Regions from separate parts of the Homo sapiens genome. Here all the other regions are linked to region 2. Evidence: chromatin loops called from intact Hi-C (ENCODE). Cell type or tissue: PC-3. All regions are shown on one strand. Links, peaks and the distances in the headings refer to the core of each region. The heading gives the core; the rest is flanking DNA. Region 1 has its middle 190 kb from the start of LINC00459. Region 2 has its middle 200 kb from the start of LINC00376. Region 3 has its middle 64 kb from the start of LINC00459.

Evidence for each region. A loop is a pair of places that touch in the nucleus more often than their neighbours do. Peaks named below come from ENCODE experiments on the same cell type or tissue, not always from the same donor. Only the 100,000 strongest peaks of a DNase experiment are listed, where the experiment ranks them.
Region 1: it touches region 2 in a loop (3-fold over the local background); 2 of 110 quality-filtered maps call a loop at or near these places.
Region 3: it touches region 2 in a loop (6-fold over the local background); 3 of 110 quality-filtered maps call a loop at or near these places.

The regions. Positions count from the first base shown.
Region 1 is chr13:62,506,511-62,517,414 of GRCh38, reverse strand. No RefSeq gene overlaps it. Among named protein-coding and RNA genes, the nearest start is that of LINC00459, 190 kb to the right of the region's middle. RefSeq lists enhancers at 4,093-4,632, 4,565-4,634, 4,735-4,874, 6,218-6,277. In PC-3, for the core only: a CTCF peak has its summit at 5,062 (motif pointing left); no DNase peak of the experiment used is centred there.
Region 2 is chr13:63,119,017-63,129,920 of GRCh38, reverse strand. No RefSeq gene overlaps it. Among named protein-coding and RNA genes, the nearest start is that of LINC00376, 200 kb to the left of the region's middle. In PC-3, for the core only: a CTCF peak has its summit at 4,855 (motif pointing left); no DNase peak of the experiment used is centred there.
Region 3 is chr13:62,381,830-62,392,733 of GRCh38, reverse strand. No RefSeq gene overlaps it. Among named protein-coding and RNA genes, the nearest start is that of LINC00459, 64 kb to the right of the region's middle. In PC-3, for the core only: a CTCF peak has its summit at 4,897; no DNase peak of the experiment used is centred there.

The DNA of each region.
Region 1 (10,904 bases), core at 3,153-8,152, 610 kb after region 2:
GAGGGTACAGAATTTAGAGTTACTTTGTGATACAGGCTTGAAAAGTATGGTTTCTATGCAAACTTAAAGTGATAGTTATCCATATACTAGCAATTATCAGTGGAAATTTCAAGATTGCCATTGTAGTTTTATAATGAGAAGGAAGATGACAGTGTGTGATCCCATCAAAAAATTGAAAAGGAGAGAAAACCATCACCTGATTATTTTGAGATGGAAATTAATGGTGGTGGTGACTACAAAAAATGATCTAAGAGAACAATGTGTATCATGTTCTTGATACTTAAAGTTATTTTAACAGATTTAGAAGATGATATTACTCTAATGCATGCAATGATTAATAGTATAATTTGTAAAGTACTACCATTCTATTCTAAATTCAAATCCATTTTATCATTGAAAATGTTATAATGAATAAGAAATCATTTAATTTAAAAATCAGCTGCTTAAATCTAAACCCCTATGGAAGCAATAATAATAATTTATATTTATCTAGTTATTATTTTTAAGTTTTCTCAAGTTTCAGATCCTTTGCCTTATGCTTTTCATATAATATTGCTAAAGTAGTCACTTAGCTTGGATACCTTTCACTTCATTTATATGTAAGAGAAGAAAAATATCATCTTTAATTGCAGGAAATTAACAATATTTCTAAAGAGTTTTATTTTTTATTGCATTTATTTTGTCAAGTCTGTCTGTATATATCCTACTCCAAATGTTGTAACTCTTGAGCCAGGTACTATTTGTTTCTTAAACTATTATTTCCATAAATAGTACATAACACATAAGCAAAGTCCACGTTGCTCTTGCTTTGAAGTTGACCTTGGCATAGAATTAAATTTATAAATATCCCAGTTCAATAATGTAATTGCAAAACCATTTAGCTTTAGCAAAGACTCTCAGAAACACAAAAAGGGGATGCCATTTACATGATAAACAAAATATTTTTAAGCCCATTTTTGTCAATATCTCTCTTCTTCCACCATTCCTCCTACATCTGTGTATTTCATACCTATGTATTACAGAGACTGCCTTAAATCTCTCAGTTCTCTATTTCAGAACTTTCTCAAACTCTCTAAATTTACATTACCTTTTTTCATTTTCTACACCAACCACCTACCTTCTATTCATTGCCCCCAATCTGCACCTTCCAGGATACAGGATTTTCTATTATACCTTTCTTATACAGTGCCTGAACTTTCTTTCCTATGTAAATTAGTTTTGACTTACTCACTTTCCTGTGTCTCTACTTCATTCATTACTCTGATCAAAATGAGCTGAGGGAGAGAGTAAGTCTGTGAATAAACCAGACATTAATTATCACCTCCCCTGATATGTAGGTAGTAGCAAGTGGTAATACAATATTTTGTTTGGTTACTATTACTGTTGGTACTATAATTGTTTTAATTTGACAAAAGTACCTCCCATAATAAATAGCAAAAACTAGGATATTCTGAAAATAGGAATGTATTTTATACATTTGTTAAATCCCAAGTATCATACAATTAGCATGGCGTATGTGCTAAATTAACTGTAAAGTGTTTTTAAATAGTTTTTATGCAACCAAATGTTTAAAAATAATAAAAGAAGAGGAAATAAAACCATGTGGTAATTTAGACTTTGAACATGGGAACTTCCATTACCTGGAAAGGAAAGAAGGTAGTTAAACATTAGATCCTTACCATCTGTGTTTCACATGTCTTTTAATGTAAATTAATGGTCATGTTATCCTCTTAAACCATTTCTAAGTTTTTATTTGAGAGTCCACCATAGGTTTCTGGACTATAAATTTTGAAAGGTGTTCATTCATTCATTTATGAATCTAATAATATTCACTGGGTACTCACCATTTGTCAGGCACAGTAATGAATATAATTTACACAGTGGTCAACAGATACAGATGAAGATTCTACTTTCAAAAAGCTTTATTATACAGGAAAAAACATGAAAACATTTTCCAGACTGGCAAATCACTTGCAAATGACAAGGATACTATGGTCCCTATGAAAATTAACCCCTCTGAAATGGAGAGCTGACAGGGAGTAGTGCCACAAAAAGGAAAAATATGTCATCAATAGTGAAAATATTTAACACTTATTGAGAAATTACAATACACCTTGGTATAATTGAGGAAGTAGCAAACATTGCTCTGGAGTATTTAAATTTATTAAATTATTTAATCTTCAAAACTCAATGAAATGTTTACTGTTATAAACCCAAATTTGCAAAGGAGGATACCACAACCTAAATAACTTGCAATCTATTTAATTGTAATAACTTTTAATAACAATACTTTATTGTTTGAATTCAAACCCAGACAGTCTGCATTGGAAACTTCCCTTTCCCATCCCCTAAAAAAACAGGTCTCAGCATAATATTAAAATAAAGTAGAACTAATGTGATATGTTTGTATTTTGCAATATAGGCTATTACTAATAAAATTTATGAAAGCAAAATGGCAAAAAACAATTTGTTTGCAAGAAATAGAGGAATTGGGGCAAAATATAGGCTACATTTTCTAAAACTTCAGTAGCAAAAGGGAGAAGGGAAATATAAAAGTCATTATCTTAAACAGAATAATACACCATGAGTGACATGTTGTCTTGTTTCAGTGGAAAAATTATTTAATATAGGAAGATCCTCCTCTTTATTTGAGCTAAAATTACCCCCAAAAAAAGAGAGAATAGAAAGAGAAGGAGAGGAAACACTACAATTACTGCTAAAACACAAAAATAGTCATTCAATAAACAAACCTATAACTGCTCTTAAAAAAAAAAAAAAGTCTTTAAAAAAAAAGACTAGGCCAGGTGTTGTGGCTCATGCCTGTAATCCCAGCACTTTGGGAGGCCGAAGCAGGTAGATCACAAGGTCAAGAGAAAGAGACCATCCTGGCCAACATGATGAAACCCCATCTCTACTGAAAATACAAAAATTAGCTGGGCATGGTGGCACATGCCTAGTATTCGGGAGGCTGAGGCAGGAGAATCGCTTGAACCTGGGAGGTGGAGGTTGCAGTGAGCTGAGATCGCTCCACTGCACTCCAGCCTGGCGCCAGAGCGAGGCTCTGTCAAAAAAAAAAAAAAAAAAGACTACATTAAATATATTAAGTTGAGCCAAATGAAATTGATATTCAACTCTTCCTGTCCTTCAAGAATGGCACTTTTGTACGGTTTAGCCTAACAGAAAAAATTGTAGATTAAGAAGAGATACTAGTTCCCAGAAAAAATGATATACTTTATACTTAGGAAGAAATAAGAAAATAATCTATGAAAGAAAGAAGAAAGAATAAGTTTATTTTAAAACATAGTACCAATTTATTTATTTATATTAATTTATTTGCAATTGACAAATATTTGTATATCTTTATGGGGTATAATTTATTTATATTAATTTATTTGCAATTGACAAATATTTGTATATCTTTATGAGGTACAATGTGTTGTTTAGATCTACAAATACATCGTAGAAAGATTCAATCAAACTAACTGTAAAAAGAATGCCTATGAAGAATGAGATAAGGAATTTTCTAGGCATGAATAAATAAATTGGGACAGGAAATTGAAAAAAACTAAATGTGAATTACAGTAAATTTTAATACAGCCAATATCAGAGTTTTATGAAGTTTTCTATAGGGGCTCAAGATTCTAGTAGCAGGTGACAAGATAATAGATAATATGACCTTTTGGTCAAAGACCTATAAGCCTATTAGCTAAGTTATAGTGATGCTGAATTTCTAATTACACATATAATACTTTTTAAGCTACCATTTTTTGATAGCTATGTAGGAGGTTTTATATATGCCCTTTGCAGATAATCTAATGAGTATTGTCACTCCCAGTCTTGCCTCCCCCTTATCCAATTTCTATACTGCAGCCACAGTCATATTTTTATAATATAAATCAGATCAAGAGACTTTCCTGATTAAAACTCACTCTCCTCTCTCCCTTTCTCTTATGTCTTTTTCCTTGTCCTTCTTAAACCCAATGTAGGCAGATTGAACATTTATTCACATTTTCAAAAACTCCAAGCCCCTGACTAACTCAGGTGCTTAATACATGCTTATTTTCCTAGGACCCCACTCTTCTTTTCACTACTGGGAAACTGGCTTTATCCTGGACCTTCAGTTTCAGCTTAAATATCCTTGCTTCATAGAGAAAATATTTAAACACATGGTCAAAGAAGATTGTTTCTATTCCTGATGTTCATTGGACCCCAGTCGTATCCTTACAGAACTTCTCATTTATAGTTACATTCACTCCTCAGCATCATTGGATTAGTTCCAAGACATCCCACAAATACCCAAATCTGCTTATTTTGAAGTCCTTTATATGAAATGGTGTAATATCTGCCTATAAGCTATGCATATCTTCCCATATACTTTAAATCAACTCTAGATTACTTACAATAGCCTCCCTACCTGCCAGCCCTTCCAGAGGCCCCTGCCTGGCTGCTCCTGCAGGAGCATGTGCACAGCACAGCCTCTGCTGCCCAGCCTGGAAGTTTTACCAGTGGCCCCACCTGAGTGTTTTCCCAGAGGCCTGGAAGCACTTTGGATCCCCCAGCACAACCAGTGCCCAACTTCAGGGTGGCAGAATACAGAGCCATGGGCTCAGTCCCAGTGCCTCAAGATTGCAGCACACAGCTTGGGAGTGTCAAGCTGCGATCTGTGGCTGGTGCTTGAGCGGACAGGGGAGACCTCAGTCTCAGAACACTGAAAAGGGATGAAAGATGTGTGGTTTGTGGGCTGGCAGAGTAGCAGAACATGCCTCCCCTCACAGGGCTGGTCTGGGAAGGATGTAGCTAGCTTTTCTGCCAACTGCAGGTTTTGCCCAAGGGAGCCCCGTAGCCCAGAACATCTAACAAAAGAAACACATGTAAAGCACCAGTAATCACAAGAGGCTTCCTTAAGGCCCAGGAGTGGACCTGGAGAGGAGAGGGGGTCATGTCTCTCCACAACCCACCACCCCCGGCCAGCCACAGAGAGTGCTGCAAACGCACTGAAATACAGAAAAGACACGTGGCTAAGTAAGCCTATCTGCTGGCCATTACTCTTCAGTGCCACCTACTGGATGGCAGCCTAAATCTCACAACCCAAAGACTATTCCCAAAATATACATTGCCTGTGAAATCTAGGGCTACAATCTCACAACAAATACACGTTCCATACAGAGCCTTGGCCCTCTGAAAGCACCCAGAAATGAAGCCAGCTGAGTACACTCAACCTATATTACAGTTAAACCCTCAAGAGAAATAAATAATATAAAACCAAAAGCCCCATCCAAATGACAGCTAATCAAAAAGAGGAACACTAGCCCTCTTGATGAGAAAGAATCAGTGAAAGAACTCTGAAAATTCAAAAAGCGAGAGTATTCCCTTACCTCCAAAAGAGTGAAACAGCCCTCCAGCAGTGGTTCTTAACCATATTAAAATGACTGAAATGATAAACATAGAATTCAGGATCTGGATAGCGAGGAAGCTCACCAAGATTCAGAAGAAAGTTGAAACCCAATCCAAGGAATTCAATAAAATGCTCCAGGAAAAGAATCCAATAAAACACTACAGGAATTGAAAGATGAAATAGCCTTTTTTAAGAAAGAACTAAACTGAGTATCAGAATTTAAAAGTTAACTGCAAGAATTCCTTAATACTGTTGGGAGCATGAATAGCAGAGTAAACCAAGTTGAGGAAAGAATCTCCAAGCTTAATGACCAGGTCTCCAAAGCAAGTGAGACAAAAAATAAATAAATGAATAATTTTTAAAAATGAGCAAAACCTCTAAGAAATATGGAATTATTTAAAGAGACCAAACCTATGACTCAATGGCATTCATGAGAGAGAAAGAGAACAAGCAAGTTGTAAAATATGTTTGCAGATAGAGTCCTTGAAAATCTCCCCAGTCTTGCTAGGGAGATTGACATGCAAATTTTAGGAATACAGAGAACCCCTGCAGGATACTGTAAAAGATGAACATTCCCAAGGCATGGAATCATCAGGTTCACCAAGGTCAACAAGAAAGAAAAAATCTTAAAAGCAGCTTGACAGAAGGGTCGGGCCCCTTTTATAAAGTGAACCCCATCAACTTAGCAGTGAACTTCTAAGCAAAAACCTGAGAAGTTGGAAGAGACTGGGGCCCTACTTTCAGCATCATTAAAGAAAAGAAATCACAACCAAGAATTTCATATCCTGCCAAACTAAACTTCATAAGCAAAGGAGACATAGGATCCTTTTCTCACAAACAAATGCTAAGGGAATTTGTTACCACTAGACTAACCTCACAAGACGTACTTAAGGGAGTGGTAAACATGAAAATGAAAGCACAATATCAACTGCCACCAAAACACAGTTAAGCACTCAGCACACAGACACTCAAAGTAAATACTCAATCAAGTCATCAGATCTACAAACAACCAGCTAACAACATGATAACAAGTCAGAATCTCATATATCAATACTAACTTTGAATGTAAACAATCTAAATGTTCTGCTTAAAGGCATAAAGTAGCAAATTGTATAAAGAGACAGGACCCAACTGTGTACTGCTTTAAAGAGACCTATCTCATATGTAATGGCACCCACAGACTCAAATTAAAGGAATGGAAAGAAATCAATCATACAAACTGAAGACCAAAAACAGCAAGGGTAACTACTCTTACATCAGATAAAACAGACTTCAAACCAATAACAATTGAGGACAAGGAATTAGCATTACATTACATAATAATACAGAGTTCAATTCAACAAGAAGACTTAGCTATCATAAATATATATGTACTAAACACTGGAGCACCCAGATTTATAAAACAAGTTATTTTTGAGCTACAAGAAGACTTAGATAGCTACACAATAATAGTGGGAGACTTCAACACATTACTGAAATCATTAAACAGGTCTTTGAGACAGAAATCTCACAAAGAAATTCTGGACCTAAACTCAACACTTGACCAAATAGATCCAATAGACACCTACAGAATACTCCACTCAACAACCACAGAATATACATTCTTCTCATCTATACACAGATTGTGCTGTATGACTAACCACATGCTCTGCCATAAAGCAAGTCTCAATTAATTCGAAAAAACAGAAATCATACTAAAGACACTAGTGGATTAAGGTGCAATAAAAATAGAAATTAATACCAAAACCATCTCACAAATCCAAACAATTACATGAAAATTAAATATTTGGCCCCTGAATGACTCTTGGGTGAACAGTGAAGTTAAGGCTGAAATCAAAATATTCCTTGAAATTAGTGAAAATACAGACACAACATACCAAAATGTTTGAGATGCAGCTAAACCAATGTAAAGAGAAAAGCTTATATGCAAAATGCCTACATCAAGAAGTTAGAAAAATCTCAAATGAACAGTCTAACATCACACTTACAGGAAGTAATGAAAAAGAGAACAAATCAATTTCAAAGCTAGTGGAAGAAAAGAAATAACTAAAATCAGAGAAGAACTGAACAAAATTGAGACATAACAATCCATGCAGAAAATCAATGAAACCAAAAGTTAACTTTTGGAAAGAATTAAAAAAATGATAAACTGCTTACTAGATTAACAAAGAACAAAAAAATAAAAAGAGAGAATTTACAAGTAAGCACAATCAGAAATGACAAAGATAGACATTACAAGTGATCCCACAGAAATACAAAAGATCCTCAGAGACTATTATGAATACCACTATACACACAAACCAGAATACCTACAGGAAATGGGTAAATTCCTGGAAACACACAACCTTCTAAGACTGAAATAGGAAAAAAAAAACGAAAACCTGAACAGACCAGTCATGAGTTCCGAAACTTAATCAATAATAAAAAAAACCTACCAACCAAAAAAAAGCCCTGGCCCAGGTAGATTCATAACTAAATGATATCAGAACAGAAAATAAAGCATTGTTACAAATCCTACTGAAACTATTCCAAAAAATTGAGGAAGAGCGTTTCTCCTCTATTTCATTCTATGAAGCCAGCATCACCCTGATATCAAAACCTGACAAAGATACAACAACAACAGTAACAACAAAATCATAGACCAATTACGCTGATGAACATAGATGCAAAAATCCTCAACATAATACTAGCAAATTGAATCCAGCAGCACATCAAAAAGTTAATTCACCACAGTCGAGTAGGCTTCATTCCTGAGATTTAAGTTTGATTCAACAAAACAATAAATTTGATTCACCACACAGAATTAAAAACAAAAATTACATGATAATCTGAAGATACTAAAATAGCTTTTGATAAAATTCAATATTCTTTCACAATAAAATCCCTCAACAAGCTAGCCATCAAAGGAATATTCCTCAAAATAATAGGAGCCATCTGTGACAAACCCAGAGCCAACATCATATTAAACCGGCAAAAGTTAGAAGCATTTTCCTTGAGAACTGGAAGAGGATAAGGATGTCCACTGTCACCACTCTTATTTAACCTAGCAGTAGGAAGTCCTAGCCAGAGCAATCAAGCAAGAGAAAAAAATAAAAAGCTTCCAAATAGGAAAGGAATTCCTCAAAGTATATCTCTTTGCTGATGATATGATTCTATACATAGAAAACTCTTAAGACTCTGCCGAAAGGCTCCTGGAACTGATAAACTTCAGTAGAGTTTCAGTATACAAAATTAATGTACAACAATCAGTAGCATTTCTAGACACCAATACTGTTTTAGCCAAGAACCAAATCAAGAACACAATCTCATTTACAATAGCGACCAAAAAATAAAACACCTAGGAAAACATCTTCTTTCTTGTAGAAAGATCTCGATAAAAACAAAACAAAACAAAACAAAACCTACAAAAACACTGCTGAAACAAATCAGAGATGACAAAAATAAATGGAAAAATCATACTGCCAAAGCAATTTACAGATTCAATGCTATTCCTATCAAACTATCAATGACATTCTTCACAGATTTAGGAAAAAGACTCTTCTAAAATGCATATGGAACCAAAAAAAAAAAAAAAAATCCCGAATAGCCAAAGCAATCCTAAGCAAAAAGAACAAAGCCAGAGGCATCACATTACCCAACTTCAAGCTATACTACAAGGCTACAGGAACCAAAACATCATGATACTAGTATAAAAACAGATACACAGACCAATTGAACAGGCTAGAGAACCCAGAAATAAAGCCACACACCTACAACTATCCCATATTTGACAAGTTCAACAAAAATAAGCAATGGGGAAGACTCCCTATTCAATAAATAGTGCTAGGGTAACTGGCTATACATATGGAGAAGAATAAAACTGGACCCCTACCTTTCACCATATACAAAAAAATTAACTCAAGTAGGATTAAAGATTTAAATTTAAGACCTCAAACTGTAAAAATCCTACAAATAAAACCTATGAAATACCCTTATCAATTTTGACCTTGAAAGAATTTATGGCTACATCCTCAAAAGCAACTGAAACAAAAACAAATATTGACAAGTGGGACCGACTTAACTAAAAGCTTCTGTACAGTAATAGATACTATCAATGGAGTAAACAGACAATCTGCAGAATGGGAGGAAATATTCACAAATGATGCATCCAACAAAGGTCTAATATCCAAAATCTATAAGGCATTTTAATCAACAAGCAAAAAGCAAATAACCCCATTAAAAAGTGGGCAAAGGACATGAACTGGCACTTCTCAAAAGAAGACTTACAAGCAGCCCGTGAACATGAAAAAAATACTTATCATCCCTAAGCTTCAGAGAAATGCAAATAAAAACCACAATGAGATAGGATCTTATACCAGTCATAATGGCTTTCATTAAAGGAGAAAAGAGGGCTCTTACACACTGTTGGTGGAAACGTAAATTAATCCAGCCACTGTGGGGCAGAGTTTGAAGATTTTTAAAATAACTGAGAGGTGAGCTACCATTTGACCCAACAATCCCCTTACAGGGGAAGAAAAATAAATCATTTTACCAAAAGGACACATGCAACCATATGTTCATAGCAACACTATTCACAATAGCAAAATATTGAATTAATCCAGGTGCCCATCAAAGGTGAATTGGATAAAGAATATTTGTTACATGTATACTGCGGAATACTATGAAGTTATTAAGAAGATCAAAATCGGCCAGGTGCAGTGGCTCATGCCTGTAATCCCAGCACTTTGGGAGGCCGAGGCAGGTGGATCACCTTAGGTCAGGGGTTCAAGACCAGTCTGGCCAAAATGCTGAAAACCCATCTCTACTAAAAATACAAAAATCAGCCACATGTGGTTGCGGGCACCTGTAGTCCCAGGCTGGGCACAGTGGTGCAAGCCTGTAGTCCCAGCTACTTGGGAGGCTTGAACTCAGGAGGCAGAGGTTGCAGTGAACCGAGATCACGCCATTGCACTCCAGCCTGGGAGACAGAGGGAGACTCCGTCTCAAAAAAAAAAAAAAAAAAAAAAAAAAGAAGAAGATCAAAATCACATCCACTGCATCAACATAGATACAGCTGGAGGTTACTATCCTAAGCAAATTAATGCAGAACAGAACATCAAATAGTGCAGGTTTTCAGTTATAAGGGTAGCTAAATATTGGGTACTTTTGCACATAAAGATGGGTACAACAGATACTGGGGACTACTAGAAGGGGAAGGGAGAGAGGAGGGCAAGAGCTAAAAAAACCTACTTATTGGATCCTGTGCTCACTGTCTGTGTGACAGGTTCCCAAACCACAGCATCATGCAATATACTTTTGTAACAAGCCTCCACATGTGACCCCTGATTTTATAATAAAACCTGAAAAAAATACTGGGCCATTGTAAGATAGCCTAGGTAATGCCAAGCTGCTTGGCCTTCCTAGTAGATGGTGAATTAGTTTTACAAGTTGACATCTCTAGATTTACATATTAATTATTCAGATTTCAACTGGTAATAAATACACATTTTAAACAAAATAAAATTTTACA
Region 2 (10,904 bases), core at 2,188-7,187:
ACTGTATATTTCCAACAGTTTTATAGAATATACTTTAAAATGAATTGATTTAACCTAGGAGGATTTATATTTCATGAACTGAGTATTTTTAAAAGATAAATTTTATTTTCCTTTGAGTTCTGCACACCTTACTGAAATACTACCTTGTGGAAAGGTCATGTGTTTTAAATTTTGTGTCTGGTTCTGAAAAACACCATACCAAAAAACATTAGCTTTAGCTTTTCTTTCTTTCTTTTCTTTTCTTTTTTATTTTAATTAATTAATTTATGTTTTTGAGACAGAGTCTTGCTCTGCAGCCCAGGCTGGAGTGCAGTGGTACAATCTTGTCTCACTGCAACCTCTGCCTCCTGGGTTCAAGCGATTCTCCTGCCTCAGCCCCCTGAGTATCAGGGATTACAGGTGCCCACCATCACGCCCAGCTTATTTTTGTATTTTTAGTAGAAACAGGTTTTCGCAGTGTTGGCCAGGCTGTTCTCGAACTCCTGGCCTCAAGTGATCCTCCTGCCTCAGCCTCCCAAAGTGATGGGACTGCAGGCATAAGCCACCACACCCAGCCACCTTCAGCTTTCCTGCTATTTGAAGTTAATGAAACCTATTTAGCTATCTCTTTCTTACATTTCCATTTATTTAATTTTTATTTTTTTCATCATTTACAGCCAACTGCTCTGTATTTTTTCCTTGACCTGTGAACAACCTGGTGTGAGAATGATATCTTGATTTCACAATTAATTCTACAAGTATTTATTGTGAGGGTAGGTCACAAGCAATAATGATGAGTTTGCCCCTTATTCTACATGTGTTCTTGTCTCTGGACACTTAAACATAATTACAAATTTAACTGGGATATTTGTAGTTTCACCTTCAGCGAAAAGCTTTTGTGAGCTAAGAACTTCTAGCTTGCTGACATTTTCATTAAAAAGAAATGAACAACAACAAAGAAACCCTCTCAGCTTAAATGGAGACACAGTGACTCATCAACAATATTCTACATCAAGAGCCCATTAACATTTTTGGTTTTTGCCCACGGGACCCATTTGCTATTATGACTATGATGTATATTTTACATACTCTGAGAGTCCTAGAAAAATGATACATATCTGTATGTGGCCATGTGACTGTAAATACTGATTGAAACAGAGTTATTCAATAATTTTTTGGATATTTTCCTGATATGTTAACATTTTATAAAGAAAGACACATTTTCTATATTTATCAATATGTTTAATATAGGTACAAGTCCTGAACCTCAATTTGTTTATTTTCTTTATTTAACTCAAAATTAAATAAATTTTTGCGGACCTAAATCTGTAAGTCAATAATTGATTCAATTATTTGGGTACTTTAAGACAAAATCAAAAGTTCACATGGATAGATCTACATTTTTTATATAAAAAATATTAAAATCATATATATGTTCAAGGTAATTTTTGAAATGTTCGGAGGGTAAAATGGGCTAATATTATTAAATTAGAGAGTACGTGTTTTTTCCTTCTATTTTCACTTCTTATTTATACCTGTCACCACAGAGTTTCCATCCTACATTAAGCTTACCAGCTACATAACTACACTTCAGCCCAAAGCTCCATCATTCTAATTTTGTGACTTTCCCTTTCCGTACTTGGGTTACTGTGTACAACTGCAATCTTTGTAAATAAATGGGCACCTACTGCTGGATGTTTATATTTTTACTCAGCTATCTCATTCATTCTGCATAGTGATAATTCAAACCTTCAAAATTTTCGTCAATCATGTTCTTACCAAAATCAAATTATATTCAAAGTTGATTTCACCATTTATTTCTAAAAAATTATTAGATATTTTACTGAAGTTCACCATAGCTTCAAAACACTGGAATGAGCCAACATTATTCTCATGTTCTTTAAAGACTCTATGAAAGACCAATCAATCCAATTCTGTTTCATTCAAATTTCTTAATGCCACCTCACCATCCTCAGTAAGTTGTTTTTCCCCCTTTAAATATAGCATATACATATACATTCCATCTTTACTTGTTTTGTTTTCCTGTAACAGTTTAAATTTGCACATGACTTTCCCATCTTAAGCAAAAACAATATTATCTTCCTTTCAAAATTAAGATTCCTGATAAAATATCCATATTTTAATAATTCATAATCATCTCACTAAAATTTGTTCTACTAGATCTACTATGTTTCTTAAAACAACTTTTGCTAACATTACCAACGTTATTTGCTGCTAGGTTTAACAGAATTTCTTCAGTCCTACTCTTACTTAAAAATCTGGCATTAACCATTAACCAACTTGATCAAATCTGCATTTTTAGTAGACTCTTCCATTAGATATATACGTAATATTTCCTGAGTACTTTGTTTAAAGATGGTTTCTGTGATCTGAATATGTTCTCCAAAACTCATACGTTTAAACTTAATCATCAATGTGAAACAGGTGGGAACCTTTAGAAGGTGATTAAGTCATGAGTACAGAGACTTCATGAATGGGATTAGCATTTATAATGGAAATTCCTGGGAGCTGTCTCTCTCTTTCTTTGTCCCTTCTGCTCACTCTTTCACCATGAGAGGACATAACATCTTTCTCCTTTTTGTACTTTTATCATTTCCACCATGTGAGGACATCTAGACATTGTCGTCTATAAGGAACAGGCTTTTACCAGACACTGAACAGCCTGGTGCCTTGATCTTGGTCTTCCCAATGTACAGAACTGTGAGAAAATAAATTTCTACTCCTTATAAATTACCCAGTCTCAGGTATTTTGTTGTAGAAGCACAATGACAATGGTTTTATAATTTGAATTATATCTCCCCCAAAATATGTAGAATTCTTAACACCTAGAAACTGTGAACATAATTTATTTTAAAATAAGATCTTTGCAATTAATCAACTTGAGGTTGTTAGAATGGGTCCCAATCAAATAAGACAAGCGCCCTAATAAAAGGGGGGTGATTTAGACACAGACACAGACAAACACAGAGGTAAGACAATGGGAAGAAGGTTATGTTGATGCAGGATATTTCTCTGTTACTTTTGCCAGCTGGAGACACCTGGCTGGCAATGCCCTTGCCCTGCCTCGGCCTGTGGCCCTGGGACTGGCTCGGATCACACCGCCCTTTCTGTCACATGAGGCAGCTGCCCTCCCCACCTCCAAGAAGAATGAGAATATGCTGAAAATCTAAGAGTGAGGAAAGCAGAGAATAATTTTACTGAGCAATGGAACAGCTCTCACTGGAGAGAGGATGTGGGGGTAGTGCTTTTATGGGCTCAGAATTGGGGAATGTGTGCTGATTGGTTTGTGAATATGCAAAGAAAGGCTAAAGCAAAGGCACCACTCAAAAGTGGGCATGGCAGTGTAGAAAACCAAATAGGAAAGGGTAGGTATATGTAAAATAAGTGAAGGGTGGAGATCAATCAGAGGAAAGCACACCAAATGAAAAGACAGGTTTTCAATCCAGTCCACAGATCTGTAGCTTGGCTTTCAGGCTTTAAACTGTCTTCGGCTTGGAGGTGGGTTTCACCAAGGACCCACCCCTATCTGCCTAGGCATTCGTCTGCCTCCTGCCACTATCAATATTGCAAGGAAAGGAAAATGGCAAGGATTTCTGGCCACCACCAAAAGGTAGGAAAACATAAGGAAGGATCTATTCAAAGTCTCGATAGGACTATGGTCCTGCCAACCCTGATTTGAAACTTACAGTTTCCAGGCATGTAAGACGCAATTTTCTGTTGTTTTAAGATACCCAGTTTGTGGTCCTCTGTTAAGGCAGCTTTAGCAAATTAATATAGATGCTGCTTTTTTGTTATTTGCCCTTTTCTTTCTTCTATTCTTAGTCTTCATATTCCCCACATTACCTTATCAATTACAGTGGTTACAATTATCATCAATACCGGAAAAAATTTTACATGCCATTCAAGGCCTTTAATGATCTAAGTTTTTATTTTATGGTTCATTGCTTTTCACTTGTCCCTTATATGCTACATTCCAGTCATGCTTTTCTTTTGCATAGGGATTAAGACCATGGTATCTTATGTAAGAAACCAGCTCTAAAAGGTAGTTGTTTTGGTGAAAACTACCAAACTTTTTAAGCCTCAATTTCCAGACCTTCCAAGCTGAAGTTATAGAAACATTCAAGAATGCTACTTTCTAACTATGCTGTCACTTCTCTTACTTGTTTCTTTCTTTTATAGAACATACTATCAACTAGTGTTTTCTAATTCTGGGGGTTAGATGTATTGAAAAAAATTAAGTCTCTAAATGAAGGCAGAGAAAGTTTTTTATGTGACCACCATGCATTCTCTATTTGCTGATCCCTTCTTCATTTAGTCTTTTATAAAGGTCCAGATAAAAAGATTAATATGAGAAATAAAGTGCCAACACAAATGGAAATTATAAACTAGCTGATTATGTTGGTCACCAGCAATAATGTTTATATGGAAACATTCAAAATATGTTTGATCTAAGATTTAATGATTCCCAATAAATATTAGTAACTCAAAAATTGGTATATACCTATTTTGGTACATTTAACATATTTCTACCCAGACATAATTTAATATTGATAAATAAATATGTCAGTACAGTTTCTAATTTTGATTTATTTTTTCTCTTCATTGTTCAAAAACTGCATATTCTTTCTTGATATCTTTAAATTACTCAATTTTTTTGTGTTGGTGATATTTGTTGTTTGTTTTTGCTCTAGTATTTGCTCTCAGTATTGTTAGATTAATAATTAATCTTTGACGCCTATCACAGAGTTCAGGGATTTGAGTATTGAAAGATTTCTAGAATTTTTAGTTGAAGAGTTTATCAGTATATACATATAGGACAAAAATGTATTAGTAGAAATAATAAGGCTTACTGGTTCCACCTAGTGGCAATGTAAAGCAAGTTTAAAAGTAAAATTATTAGCATTACTAAAATGATATTAAATGATTTACATAAAGGCTTTTTAAAAGTTTACTTGGAAAACCTTTGAGTAAAAGTAGATATTCAATGCTATCCAACTAAATGTACTTACTCACTATGGGAATAACCCACTATGTTAATAACTCAAAAAAATAAATTTTGGATTTCTACAGCATTTTGTTTTCTGGTAAAATAAGTTATTTTCTTATTTTTGAAGAGCTGTCCAAGCAATACAGAACTAACTGAGTTATTATCTCCTAATAGTAAACTTTTTTGCTTATTTTTCTACTAATTAAGCATATGTTTTTCTCCACACCGCTATTAAATACCATTTATTCAGTGGCTGGAACTTTAATAGTCCTAAGGATATTTATAAAGCATCAGAAACAAAACCATATAAATTTAGAAGGTAACACGATAGTTCTTATAGACGCATTCATCTTTCATATGAGCTAACAAAACATTTTTAGGATATCTACCACAACCTCGACAATCTTCAGTGATTTCAACAACTAATCATTAGGGCTTTTATTAGCAAAAGCCTTGTACTTTTTACAAAACAATATTTAAGCAGATGAAATGTTGCTGCCATAATACAAAGCACTAAATTCAGTTTCCTTTAAAATGTATAATTGTTTATGGCATTCTATCCTAATTGTGTTTATTATCATGAAGTATGATGAAAGAATGATATATGAATAAATTATGTTTAACCAATGCAAATATCGGTGGAACACCTGCCATAGAAAATTATTTTTCTTTCTCTGCATCAATAGCACCTTCAAGTTTCTTATGCAAGCCATTTATGTCTTACAAGTAGCTTCATTTTTATTCTTTTTAATGTCTGCAAAAATTCAAACTGTACATAGCATTTTTATTATAGAAAAATATTTCTGGTTTAGTTATGACAAATTGAGTTTTATATAATATATGAAAGTATCTGATCTGTATACAAAACGTATTGCTGGGGGAAAATCACTTAATGCCAGATATAGTTAACTAAACTTTCAGATATTTTAAAAGGAGAAAATAAAAGGAAATTACAACAGAGTATTATTTTTAGATGGAAATAATATGCTATATTAGGCAAAAGAAATAAAATCCACAGTGTGTCAACTTTCAATCTTGCTTGTTTAATTAATTTTACATACAAAAGAAAATGACTTAAAAACCATTCAGTGGCAGCAAATTACTATTTTTACCTTTGCAGTTTGCTATGGATAAGTTTCCCACTTCCTTACATAGCTGTCACCACTGTGAAAAGTTAGTGTGGCTATTACTGAACACTAGAGGAGAAATAATTTGTGAAAAGAGCATTATCCTTACATTCTTGATAATGTTATATTGAATTACATTAAGTCATGAAGAATGCAAACAAAGACAGGTAATATGTTGTTCAGACTAATAAAAATACTAATCCAATATGCTTAATTCATATATTATCAATTGCTTATATTTCAATCTAAATGTATAAATGAAATTCATTTTTAAATCATATTGTGTAATCTTATTGATGACAAAGAATGCCCCAAAATCTTAAAACCATTGTTGTAAGTAAGGATTATGCAGCAAGGCTCATATCACAAATACCTATTACTCCTCCGGAGGGAGAAAAAAATTAAACTTGTGAGAGAACCTACGAAAAGTACCTAGACTTTCAATAATCATTAAGTCTTAGAGAAATTGAATATGTGAGTATACAGCAGTATACAACACACAGAATCCATGTATACTTTCATTTGGTAATCTGAAAACTGCCCCTGAAAAAGCTATTATCTGATGATACATGAACCACAAACCATAGATTCACCCAAGTACAAATAAAGTATGATAACATAGTACTTTGAAGATTAATTAATTGAGCATATTGACATTAGATTACACAAAGTAGAATGTGTTTTTATTCCAAGTTGTAATTTGTTAGATGCATGTTTCTGCCTCAAGGCATTTATACCTCTCTGTTCCTGTGCCTGAAAAAAAAAGTCTTTCCCCAAGAAACTCATTGGTCTTGCACCATGATGACCTTCAGGTCTTTACTCAAATGTATCACTCCAGTTAGACCTCCTTTGACTTCTGTATTTAAAATTACACTCTTTTTTTGAAGGTAAATTCAAAAGTGAATGAAAACCTTAGTCTCCCATCATGACCCCAGTATCCTTATCCATTTCGCTTCTTTATTTTTCTTCATAACATTTATGACCATCTGAAACACTGTAGATGTTTTTATATACACTTAATATATGGCTTGCCACCCTCACTGCTATGTAACCTCCATGAAAGGGAGAGATTTTTTTTCTTCGTATCCTGGATTTTTAGTGCATAGAACACTACTTAGAACACACATAGAAAATGGACTGCAGATTTATTTTGACAAATTAAGAGAATCATAAGATGAATAAATGATTAACCCAAATATGTACTGTTTAGAAGGTCACATTGAGGAGCTAGAGATGACCATTTGGATTACAAAGAAGGGCACCTTTCATACTGACTAGTGCTCAGTGAGGGTTACACACATATGTGTCTATGGTGAAACGTCATGTAGGGTTTCTCACAGAAAGTTTTCTTGCTTCTTTTTTCCTTCTTTTCCCTATTAAGTGTGGATGTTTTCCAAAGTCTGTACCTAGAATCTCTACATATTTTCTTTATACGTCACTTTGAAATCTCAGTTTCCACAACTTCAACAAACATCTGCAGGTAAAGTGATTCCAAATGTTAGTTATCAGATTTCTAGGCTGCAGATGTTTTAACAGTCATACACATACATGTGCATGCGTGTGCGCGCGCACGCGTGCACACACACACACTATTATATATTTTCCCACATTTTAAATTCATATATAATCACGCCTGTAATCCCAGGACTTTGGGGGGCCGAGATGGGCGGATCAAGAAGTCAGGAGGTCAAGACCATCCTGGCTAACACGGTGAAACCCTGTCTCTACTAAAAAGTACAAAAAATTAGCCGGGCGTGGTGGCACACTCCTGTAGTCCCAGCTACTCGGGAGGCTGAGGCAGGAGAATCACTTGAACTTGGGAGGTGGAGGTTGTAGTGAGCCATGATCGCGCCACTACAATCCAGCCTGGGTGACAAAGCGAGACTCCATCTCAAAAAAAAAAAAAAAAAAAAAAAAAAAAAAAAAAAAAAAAAAAAGAAAAAAAGAAAAGAAAAGAAATTTACCCTTTAAAGTACACATTTTAGTGAATTTCAGCATTTTTAGAACTTTTGGTTTATTCACAGATTGTGCAACCATCACCATTGTCTATTTTAGAATATTTTCACACCGAAAAGAAGTGTTTTACCTATTAGCATTTGTTCTCCATTCTCCCTTCTCTCAGCCCTTGGCTAATATTAGCTATTAGGAATAATGCTGCTATGAAGAGCCATATACAAATGTTAATATGAACTATATTTTCAGATGCTTTCAATGTTATTGGGTATATCATCCGTGCCAATATGTCTATTCAAATATTTTGCCTAACCTAAAAAATTCTGCAATTTGTTTTTATGATTGAGTTGTAAGATAATATTATATATTCTGGATACTAGAAGCTTGTCAGATATGATTTGACCCATTATGTGGATCATCTTCACACTTTTTTGATAGTGTCCTTTGAAACACAGAAGGGTTTTAATTTTGAATCCAATTTATCTTTTTTCTTTTGTTACTTGTGCTTTGGAGCCATATCTGAAAAACTATTTCTTAATCAAAGATCACAAAGATTTATAATTATTTTGTATTCTAAAAGTTTCATAGTTTCAGCTTGTATATTTAAGTCACCGATGGCATGAGGTAGGTTTCAAATTTATTCTTTTGCATAGGGATATCCAGTTGTACCAGTGTCATTTGTCAAAAAGGCTATTGGCACTACAATATCTTGCTTGTAAATCTAGCTATATTATTTTAAAAAGCAGCTTACAGCCATAAAAGTTATAGGCAATCGCCTCAAAAGAAAACACTCACATAGAGATATATCTTTATTGAGGCTGCCTCTGTCTTCACTATCATTCATGCTATTGGCTCTGGGATCTTAGAGAATAAAAAAGCCATTTGACTTTTCTATGTATTCATTGACTAAAAATTTTATGTTGAAAATCAAAGAGTATTTGATTCCTATAAAGTGTTGGGAAAAACTTGAACTTACTCTCTAATAAAGAAATAAAAATGTAAATATAATAATTCAAAATTTGAGAGAAAAGTTGTGGAAGGGTTTCTGATGCAGCAAGCTTGAACACAAAAAATTATATTATTTGATAATTTACCATTAATATATTGATTTAGGATATCCCTTAATAAACTAGAAAAAAGTATAACATAAAAATGAAATTATGAAAAAAAAATATTTTAAAAGTACAAAACATGAATACCTTTAAGATTTTTTTTCTTTCTTTCTCCCGCATTTGATATTAACAAGGATGCTGACAAAAGAAAGGGGAAAACAACCACTTTATAGCATAATTAATTAGAAATAGAATAAAATAAAATGAAGATTGACAAAAAGTCAAATTCTGTGAATATCCTCAGCTAATACATTTGATAACTTTAATGAAATTGAACATATGTTAAAAAAGTAAAAACAGCCAAATTTTAATCAATAAGAAATGGTAATTTGCACATGAAATATTGATGAAAGAAAGTTAGACAATTAAGCAAAGGAAACAAATAAACACAAAGCTAAATGGGTGAGTGCAGTTTCAGAAGTGAACTGCTGCTTTTTTTTCCAACAATTAGGAAGAACCATATAGATATTATCTGTTTTTTTCAAGGGCAAGGAAAAGACTTAAAATTGCAATTAGTTTTAAAATATAAAAGTAAACTGCCATACTAAATTCTGGCAAATACAATGTGAATAAGGAGAAATTCCAGGCACTTAGAGAAAAACAATAAAAATCTCAAATAAAATTTTGCTGAGTAATCCAAGTAAGATTCAATTTTAAAAAACATTGCAATATAATCCATTACATTAGCATATTAAATATATAATTATTTTGATGATTGCTCAGAATATTTGATAAAATTCAATTTCACTTCCTGCTTTTTTAAATTTTAAACAACACTGTCTATGTAATTTATTTTGTAGGTTGCTTTCAACGTTTACTCCATATATTCATATAAATTTATCAGAAATAAGATAGAGTCATTTGCAAACCATGATTTTAATAGTATTTTAAAATATTTTAATTTTTTATAACCTGTGGAAAGTAGTGGTCACAAACCAAAATCATTCCATGCATTTTCCAAAATAGCTACATTAAAAAAAAGAACTATTAAATCCATATAAAAGCTACATGATCATTCATAAATAAAAGAACATAAATATCACAGACCTCAAATCACTTGTAAGTAGAAAATTGCGATAAAATTCCAGCAGAACTCTTTTGAGCTCCAGATGAACTTAAACTGGCATACACTAAACAGAAAAGCTACGAGGGCTGACTAGCCTCTGAAATCTTAACACATAATACAAAGACTCTTTAATTAAAATAATGACATTAGTACTTCTTTAGAGTAACATGCCAACAAAACTTAAGGCAATACTGGTGTTAGAAAATCACTATTTTGCAACTTTCATAAAATGACTTATTGATTGATTCCCATCAATGGATACTAAAACCATTGATTAAATAAAAAAAGAATACCAAGATAGTTACATATTCTCTAGTATTTTCTACTACTTACTAATTACAAAGGAAAAACTAACTTTACAATGGAGAAAGAAACCTGAAGACACCACCACAACCTAATATACTTACCTAAAATGAAAAACCTGAATCTGAGTATGAGGAAATATCAGGCAAAGTCAAAGTTCCTACTGAAAAATAATAAATTAAGAATAGTATGAACATGTATATACTTGGCAGGACCAGAACAAGTTTTGCCTCTCTGTTTTCTGTTTTACCATAAACTCTTTCTTTTTAAAATGTTTCTCATGCACTTTTCAGATCTCAATGTATTACAGTAGTTGTTAGAAATAATGCTTTTTCTTCATATTTTTTCTTATCTGT
Region 3 (10,904 bases), core at 1,895-6,894, 740 kb after region 2:
ACTGCACTCCAGCCTGGGCAACAGAGTGAGACTCTGTCTGAAAAAACAAAACAAACAAACAAACAAATATGATAAAAACTGGCCAATAATGGAGTTTAAAAACTTGGCCTCTATCAACTTTGAGAGACTCCTAATATCCAAAGGTAAGATAATTTGAGTATTGGTTAGAATAGTAACTACAATACTTTAATACAGTGATTGTTTTTATTAAATGGTTAACTGGGTAACAGAATAATTTGAAAGACTTGAAAGAAAAAGTCTTAAGTATATATCCTGGCTTTCTTTCATGAATTTTGATGAACTTTCTATCAGTGTGTTTAAATATTTGTGGTCTGATTCTCTTTTTATAAAAACTGTTCTAAATATAAATGAAGAAATGATAGAATTATAATATTATATTTCAATCCCAATGAAATAATGTTGTTAATCAACGTTTGTAAATAGCTGCAAAAATGGAGTAAAAAAGATGTTGTGTACTTCTTCATAGAAAAATACAAGACCATGAAGAAATTTTGCCAAACATTAAAAAACAAAAATTCAAGTATGATAAACTAATTTTATTGGCAAAATAGTGGAATTCTTCTCCAGGTGCACTTCTATACAGTACTATACATTATAAACTGATTTAAATTCAAGAGATCTCCAATTAAAAATGGGTTTTTCAAAACTACAACTAAAACAAATTTCAAGTTATATGTTTCATTGGGGTTCTGATGAAACATATAAGGTAAATTATTTGTTTCCAGTATATCTGGAATAGACTAGAAAGAATACATTTCTGGCATCTCTGGAAGGACTAGAAAGAATGTCTAGTCCTTTAGTGCATTAAAACAGTAGTGAAAACATATACCCTAAAGTTTAAATTTAAGTGTCATGAGACCCCAAGAGTGGGTGAATTCTTTTTACCGTAAACCTCCGTAATTATCTGTCACCTCTCATTCATAAATTGCATCACACTTATAGTAAGCTATTTAATGTTTATTGTTAAACTTTTTGCTCCATGAATGAAGGGCACTTGTCTCTCTCATCACTTTATCTGCATTGTACCAATAAGTGCTCCTTGACCAAATGTGATGTTCTTTATTTTCATAATGTTCTTCATCATGTTTGATGAATGCCTGATACAAAAAATATATATCTGGGGAAAAAAGAAAAATAAGCAACATTTTTTGTTTTTTGTTTCAAGTGTTACCAGAATAAAGGCACTTGGTAATAGGACTTTTCTTTAATAGTCCTGATGTAATATAAATTTGTGACAATGGAGAGAAATTTGGAGAAAACACAAATGACTCAATAATGACTTCTGTACAACTTTCATACTGATATTTAACAGCAATAATTTTATTCCCAATTAAAGGGAAACAGCACTGAATAAATCAATGGAGAACACCAGTTTATTTTAGCACTCAATGTATATGTATTTAAGAAATTGTATCATTGGACATAGGTTATCATAAATTATCATATATATTATTAGTATTAGGTTAAATATTACAGGATTATGGATATGACAATAGAACTAATAAAGCAGTGATAATATTTATATAGAATAAAGAAGGACAAAATATTATCATTAATAAATGTAGAAATATAGTTTGAAAATGAAGAAAAACGACTTGGCCTATAAGGCAGTATAGACATGTGGATGGGGAAATAACATAGTGTTGAGCCAGTCATGATGATAATCTATATTTCAGCAACATTCAAAGTATGTTCTATATAACAGCAAATGCCATGACTATAGTTTTTTGGAACTCAGTTGTGTGGTACTGCAGCCAAGACACACACACATGCACACACACACACACACCCACAAACTTTTTTAGTATATTTGATTTGCTGCACATTTGATAGATTAATTCTTCTTGAATTATGAAATCATCAGCAAACTGATGCATATCAGTAACCAAATTCTATATTTGTTTTGTAAGTAGAGTTCACTTAATTTTGACTTTCAATTAAGTTTTAACATTATCTCTCAGAAATGCTTTAGGGAACTAAGTTTATATAAATTAGGAAAATGTTGCTATGTAACTGTATAAAGTACTAGTGCTGATGGTATTTCCATGTAGATAAGAGGTTTCAAATATGCAATTATCAAATGAACAAGGAATGCATTCATTTAAAAAAGGCAAAACAGGATGAGATTTACATTGATGTTGGAGGTCTCTGAAAAGTTATGTTAATTAATTTGGATCTGACATAATTGGTAAAACATATGATGGCAAATGATTGTTTGCTAAGGTATGTATTTATATTATCTTCCAAGTATAGGATTATGCTTTATAAAATACATCAATATATTTTATTGGAAATAGGATAATATAAACTGCCCTCAAATTATAATTTAAGAACATTTATGACCCTGTGTAATTCATATGTTATTGGCCATTGAATAAATAGTAATGCAGCAATAAAAAGTAGTACATCAAGCTTTTTATGGATATCAGAAAGTTTGATAGTGTTCAACAAATTGTGTTCTATGAACAAGAGTACATTTTCTATTTGTAATTGCATTGGAAACTGATGTCTCCCATCAATTGATTCAAAACAACCTGCTATAAACTATAGAACACTGATGCAACCAGGAAAGGACAGTTGCCAAGTTGGTTATAGAGACAGGTACATAAAATGACAACACATAATTTTCAAAATGGTAAAATCATTATTCCTAGACAAATATAAAATGAACATATGCTAAAGATTTTAACACATTATTCAATGAGAGAACTCAGGACTAAAATTGCTGGGTCAGATTTCAAACTGGATAATGTCCCACATACCATAAAGCATCAGTATTATTGGTTCAACTGGACAAACATTATATGCATCTTTGTCAGGCTGAAAACAACAGTTAACAAGTGACATAACTAACTCTGAGACATTTAGTAGAAAACAACAAGATAAACTAATTACCTTTCTGTTGAAAATACATATGTGGGTCTTTGCCCTGATATGATAATGAAAAATGGGATACATCACCCACCTTTGGACTTATTTCCAAGTTTCAATAACATTTTTAAGAGAATGGAAAACTATGGAATTATGCTATCATTCATGGAAGGGAAACATGAAATGTTCCCAGAACAAAACAAAATGAAAAATATCTTATGTTGTGGATGACATGAGAAAAGACACAGGCAGTCATTGTCAGCCATAATGGGTTTGCATTCAAAAACCTCTGAGGAGCTGAGCACAAAGACAGGTATAAAAATTTCACTGAATCATTTCATAATTTGAAATTAAAGCAAACATGCTTAGAATTAGAGGCAGCCTATGATGTGGGAACCCATTCCCTGTCAAAGCAGTGTAATCACTGTGGCTGGAGATACCAAAACAAATTCTCAGAGAGTACATAAAAGTTATACAAGTTGAAATTTTGACCAAAAAAAATCTAATTTCTAGGTAAACTCTCATATTCTGTGAATGTGTCCCCATTTTATCAAATTTTAAACAAAAAATAAATTATTTTAATTTGGATCTCAATGTAATTTTTATTACCTCAAGTTTGGCTTCTTGTATTTGAATTAATGATTATAATTATTTGGTTAATTTTCTTTCCTTGTTAAGATTATATTCATTTGTTCCGCATACTGTTGCTTTTTTATGTTAAGTGAGTATGTACATTAATCATGATAATTTGGTGCCTGGATAATTGTCCCAAGGCACAAGGGATTATTTTGTAAATTATATTTTAGCAATGCTATACAATCTGATTTAAAAATTACATAAAAGTAAATCTTAAGAAGAAAATGTCCTTAAATGAATATGATAGATAAATGTATTTGGGGCTTATAATTTTTTGTTAAAATGCAAGCTATATATTTTGGTTTTTGTCTATGCTTAATTAAAAAGGCAGGTGAGTGAAGTGGAAAGGTCTGAGATTTGTAGGACAAACAGCATTAAGCTGAGGAAATTACATTTGATTCATAAGGCAATAAAATACGAAAGTGCTAATACAGACCACAAGATATTCTGGTGACTTAGGCTGCAGATAAGATTACAATTGCTTGATAAAATAAACAATTATACTGATGCAATACATTATACACAATGTATAACTCTATTAACCTGGCATGTAGTCCTGAAAACACTTTTTTTGTATGACTCTCTTAACATTTTTTTTTTTACCTGCTTTAATTATTTTATGAATGTGACCTATGGTGAGACCGTAAGGTCATCATCATATTTAGCCCCTATGGTGTTTAGGACTTTGACTTGCATGTTGAAAATGCTTTTAGGTTCTGTTGAATAACTCAGAAACTGAGGAACATAAAGGTTGCTATATTTTCCATTTCAAATTAATCAGGCTGTAAAGATTTGTAAGGATTTTGACCAAACATAGGTCAACCATGCTGAATGTTAATGAAACTTATGTGGAAAGTACTCCCCAGTGACTGATAATCAAGAATCTTTACCCTTTTGCACAATTTTACATCCTGTTTTTAATATCATAATCTTGCTTCTGCCTGAAATATTTTCTTTATAAGCTGGGGCTTTTACTCAATTTATTAACACGCAATATCTTCCTGGAGGATTTTGTTTGTTTGCTTGTTTGTTTTTAATTTTACTTATTGATTTTTTTTTCCTCACTGAAACAAAATAATTTGGAAGACTTGTCACTGTGTAATCCCCTCTGTGATCCCAAACCTTTTTTCCTTGTTTCTTTTAATTAACTAACATGTCAATCAGATTTGTACCGCTTGTGTTTTTACCCATTATCACTGTTTGTATAGAGTTTTAGTTTAATCTGTATGTATATTACATCCACCCAATTCTTTGATAAGCATGGGTTTTTGTGTCGATGTGAGAGTGAGAAAATGTTTAGAAAGCCGATGCTTTCCTCATGAAGCCTTTTCTAAAACTTTCCTAAATCTTAGGAAGAACAATACTGCCATCCTAAGGCAAATTAAGTTTTAAGAAACACCACCAACTTTTGTACACATTTTAGATTTGTATTTCACACTTTCATATTAGATTTATAATCCCACCTAATTTGAAAAAAACAAAACCTAATACATCACAAGCTTGATGACATTTTTACAATATTCTCAGTACTTCCTCCAAAAATATTCCATATTTCATAGAATATTTTTTTAAATCATGTATTTATTTTACCCCTAATATATACTTTGATTTCAGAAGTTTAGTCCTTGTCTCAAAATGCTAATTTGACACTTGGAGGAAATATGGACAATGGCAAAGGTATTTTAAGACCTAGACTTTCACTAATGATATGTGAAAAATTATATAGAAATTTACATGACGCGCAGAATTAAGACTAATGTTCTTAAGTCTAGAGAAGCAAATGCTAGAGAAGGATGAAAAGTATAACTAGGAGTAAGCCTTTATGGCCTAGAAAAAATGTTGCTGTAATGGAAGAGAGTAGTTTAGAAGGAGGAGATATGGAGTAGCATGCTATCTGCTTAGGAGACCAACTTGAAAAGCATTTGCTGAATGGTGGCATAGAAGTAAGCATTAGTGGTACTTCAAACAGCAGAATTAGCAGTATTCTATGGTTATTATAGCTGGGTAACCTTCAATTAAATATTTATACTTCCTTACAGTGTTTCCTTATGATCACTGTTTTCAGAAAACGTTTTATTGGAAATTAGAAGTTTGAAGACCTCTAATGTCTACCATCCCAACATCTGTCATTTACTCAGTCTCTATTTTCACCTGCTATCTTCTAATTTCCAACTATCACCTAAGGCAACATGTATGTGTATTCGCTGTTCTAAGTATAACCTCTATAGTCTGTGTTTTTAAACCCATCCTTGTTTCCTAGGAAATAAATACAGTAAAGTCCTAAATCTTTCACACTCAAATACACTCACAAGAATACCCCCAATAATCAATTTCTACTGCCTATACACAATCACCATGTTGATCCACATTTCTGATCATGCCAAACACTAATACAAAAATATTGAAAGTCTTCATAATTACAATATAATGAAATTGTAACTATCGTGCCACTAAAGAGTGTAAACTAAGCAAGTACTGCTTAGTTTTTCTCTGTATTTCATTAGTCTGTAAATATGTATGCTTTCATCATAAGGCATGCTCACTTTCCCTGGACATGTTTTCACATTTCCCTTTTCTCACCTTCCTTTGTATTACTGTTTCCTATGTCTTAAATCAACTGTTCTCTAATTGCCAGGGGAAACCCATTCCTCCATATAGTATTCTGCCTGTGTAGTCAAACCAGTTAAAGTTGATTCCACTTGTCATTTCTATTTACTTATAGTACTTTGAATCTTCATTACATCGTCTCATAATTGATACTAGATAGTAAGATTTGCTTTGTTGGGAAAGGCAATGAGCCTTGGTTATGTTTAGACTCTACATTTTCTAATATGTATCTCTGCATACCTTTTTATGAATAAAACACTAAATTTGTATTGGAAATATATTAATTAAAACTCATATTTTACCCCTTTATCTTCTACACGACCCTGGGAAAAATTACTTAATTTCTCCCAACTTCTGTTTCCTCTAGTAAGGGATGAAAGTAATACTTTTTTTGCAGTGACACCACAATGTGGGTAGTAGAAACATGATTAATACAATATTTATTTTATAAATATAACATCCTGTTATTATGAATGCAAGTTGACTTCTGTCTCAGTCCTCAAGTACACATCTTCACTATTCTTCTTTTTCACAAACATCTTCAGAATTTTTTTCTTTTTTTTGAGATAGTTTCACTCTGTTGCCCAGGCTGGAGTGCAGTGGCGTGATCCTGGATCACCACAACCTCTGCTTCTAGGTTCAAGCAATTCTCATGCCTCAGGCTTTCAAGTTGCTGGGATTACAGGCATACGCCATCATGCCCAGCTAATTTTTGTATTTTTAGTGGAGACCTGGTTTCACCATGTTGGCCAGGCTGGTTTCACCATGTTGGCCAGGCTGGTCTCGAACTCCTGGCCTCAAGTGATCTGGCCACCTCGGCCTCCCAAAGTGCTGGGATTACAGGTGTGAACCACCAGGGCCAGCCCCATCTTCAGAAGATTTATACACTATGTATTCCCTTCCTCTATTTAGTTTCTCACCACCAGATTTTCATGTGTTGTATAACTATGAGACATATGAAGTATGTCATATGTCATAACTATTCTAAATGACCTTTGAGAGTTCTCAACACTCTTGGTACTGTTAATAAGTATAAATTATTTCTTTAAGCATAGCCCTGACAATGACCATTTAATGTTCAAAATCTGTCATGGCTCCCACCTAACCATGCAATTAACTATAAAAACCTACTTAAGAACCCAAAACCTCAAAATGTGAACCAAGGTTGAGGAACTGTTTATAAATAACACAAAATGTCTTTTTCAAAAAACTTTATTCTTGCTACATTTTTCTCCAGAATGAACTTATTTTTCATATATTTTCAATGCTGAAACCAGATTGATTTTCCTGCATAACAATAATTCTTGCAGAAAGTAATTTCTCTTTTCTTTAAATTTTTGGAATTCCTGACTTTTTACTATGAGATACATCTACTTACTTCTTTATCACAGGTATGTATATGCATGGATTTTCTATTTTACTAAATATATTTTACAAAATATAGCAAGTACCAACAAATACTTGTCGAATGAACTCTTTCCTGAAAGCTATGTGTTCCTGAAAGCCTCAAAAACTATCAAACTCTGGGAATAACATAATGAAATGCCTGTTCTCAGAAAACACTTTTGGAAGTAGATTAGACAAGGGCATGCTCAGAATCAGAAAGACATGTTACATACCGTTTCATAATTATGATGAAAAATCATGAAGAGCTGAATAAAAAATGACAGTGAGCATGGAGATGAAGTGGCCAAGAAGTGGAAACATGATAATGTGACTGATTTTATGAGACTGGAGGGAAGAAAAAAATGAAGCCCAGGATTTATCTGTCAGGTTTGCAGCTTGAGCCACATATTAGACGACAGTGTTGAGTCTTAAGATTAGTAACAACAAGAGGAAACATACGAGTCAATAGACATTGAATTTACTTTGGGATATATACTGGGAATAAATCTTTCATAATGATTCAGTAACACTTTGAAGGCAGACTTACATTTGTAGGAGGATTGGGGTTCATTGGGGTTCATAGGCTTAGGGAGTTTGTTTTTTAATTGTGTTCATTAGATACAGTTGATGAAAACATAATTTACAAATATTTCTTTCTTTCAAAATTTTATGAGTATATACACGTATATATTTATGGGGCACGTGAGATATGTTGATATATACATACAATGTGTAGTAAGCACATCAGGGTAAATGGGGTGTCCATCACCTCAAGCATTTATCATTTGTTTTGTGTTACAAACATTCCAGTTATATTCTTCCAGTATTTTTTAAATGTAAAATAAATTGTTGTTGACTGTAATCACCCTTTTGTGCTATCTTTTTTTGCTGTTTGTTTGAGACAGGGTCTCACTCTGTTGCCAAGGCTGGAGTGCATTGATGTGATCTCAATTCACTGCAGCATCTACTTCCGAGCTCAAGCAATCCTCCCACCTCAGTCTCCCAAGTAGTTGGGGCTATAGGCATCCACCACTATGCCCAGCTATTTGTGTTTATTTTTTGTAGAGACAAGGTCTCACCATATTGCCCAGGCTGGTCTCAAACTCATAGGCTCAAGTAATCCTCCCACCTTGGCCTTCCAAAGTGCTGGGATTATAGGTGTGAGCCCCACTCTGGGCTTGTGCAATCAAATTCTAGATTTTATTCATTCTATCTAACTATACTTTTGTACTCTACTGGGGAGTTTTAGAATATCTCACCTATTAAATAATGGTGATAATATAATAACTTATTAGGTAACAACACTTCTTACAGTGTAACTGACTTCTTCCAGTGACAGAATAAATGAAGTGAACTTCAAAATATTTCAATTATTCTGAAGTTGCCATGCTTATCTTTCTGAAGTTGTATTATGTAAAATGTTTCCTAAGTGTTTAGAAAACACTTACATTTTACATTTACAAAAATATAAAGTGCTTTCTAAGTGCCTAGAATAGTAAATTGTATTTCTTTCTTTCTTTGTTTTTTTTCCCCCCTGAGACTGAGTCTTGCTCTGTCGCCCAGGCTGGAGTGCAATGTTCCGATCTCGGCTCACTGCAACCTCTGCCTCCTGAGTTCAAACAATTCTCCTGCCTCAGCCTCTCGAGTAGCTGGGATTACAGGCACGCACCACCACACTCAGCTAACTTTTTGTATTTTTGGTAGAGATGCCGTTTCACCATGTTGGCCAGGCTGTCTCGAACTCCTGACTTTGTGATCCGCCTGCCTTGGCCTCCCAAAGTGCTGGGATTACAGGCATGAGCCACCTCGCCCGGCCAGTAAGTTGTATTTCTAGGGTTTCTTTGTGTGTACATTGTACACTCCCTCTTGATAACAGAATTCATGCCTTTGATTTCTTAATATCCACAATGATGTCTTGTATAAAAAGTATTTATTTTTAAAGTCTCATACCAAAAACTAAAGAAAATAGTATCTGCAGAAAGACTTTGAAGCTACAAAAAGGACTCCAAAAAGTTGGGTTTCCTTCTTATATATCAAACAAAATAAAACTCTTTTTCTAGTCTCCTAGGAAGTGAACTAGAGTAAGTCATTAACCTAAGATGTATGGCTTTAAAAATATTCAGAGATAGAAACTATGGTGCAATAGACAACAATGTTTAATAGATAAGGCTTAGAACTTCCTAAAACCATCATGGGAGAGAGAGAATTTTTGAATACCCCTTTGAAAGTAAGGCCCAGTTTCAGAGAACAATCCAACTACCTTTTAAATAGGAATTTAAAATATCAATATCTCAGTCATTGACTGATTTATCAGAAAAACTATAATTCTTAAGGTGAAAAGATGACTTTAAATCTGAAAACAGTATTTGTTAAATGTCGTAATTTAGAAAATGCCTAGTGTCAATTTCATTTTGACCAATACATTAATTTGTAGCTGTGTTAATATTAGATGGTAAAACCTCTTTCACTTTTGTTGTAACTCAGAGACTTAAAAAATTAGGATAGAAATCTTTAGTATTGCCACTGGGTAATATTCTCTTTGCTCTGATTGCTCCTAAATTTTAAAAATTACAATTTGAAAAAATTAATGTCCTAGTTGACTACACCTTAATATTAAGTGGTATAATTGAGGTAGGAAAGCTTTTGGACTTTGTAAGTGCTTAAGGGATTAATCTGATCAAATCCTGATCAGTAAGAGTTTATGATAAATAATTCAAAGTAAGTCAGAGTTACTATGATTCTGATACTTTACGCTGAAGTATTGAAAACCTAAAATTCTTATGTCTTTCAGATTCTCAGTTGGATCAAACGCAGGGGTTAATTTCAACTAACCAATACTATTCTCAGCACCATTTCACTTCTTCAGTGGAAAACACCTCAAGACCACTAAAGTTTCCAAAAAGGCATACGGAGCAGAACTTTTTATAAGGAAAGGTCTGAATTTATCTAAAATTCTTCCCACTGGGGTATAGAAACTAAGCCTATATTCCATTTATTTATTCTCCAAATTGTTATTCCAGTCTATGGACAAAGATATGTCAACATAAGTGCCTCCTGACTGGGTTTAGTTTAAGTCCATTTCTGTGCCTCAAGGTGGTTGATGGTTGGTTTATAGGCTGACAGAGTGCCAGGTTATTGTGAGAATCTCTAAGTTGTACTTAAGTCCCTTTTCTTTAAGGAAGAACTTGGAAGGCAGTAAAATATATCTCTCAGTGATACACAGAGTCCACAAAACAAATGACCTCTAATATTTTCTTAGTGAAAAAGACATACTTGAGGTTTGATATTGACAGTCTTGAAAAATAGCATGAAGAATAAATTAAGTTCAGCATACAATTAATGGTACGTCAGCAAAGACCTATAAGTGTATAATGATTTCTGTT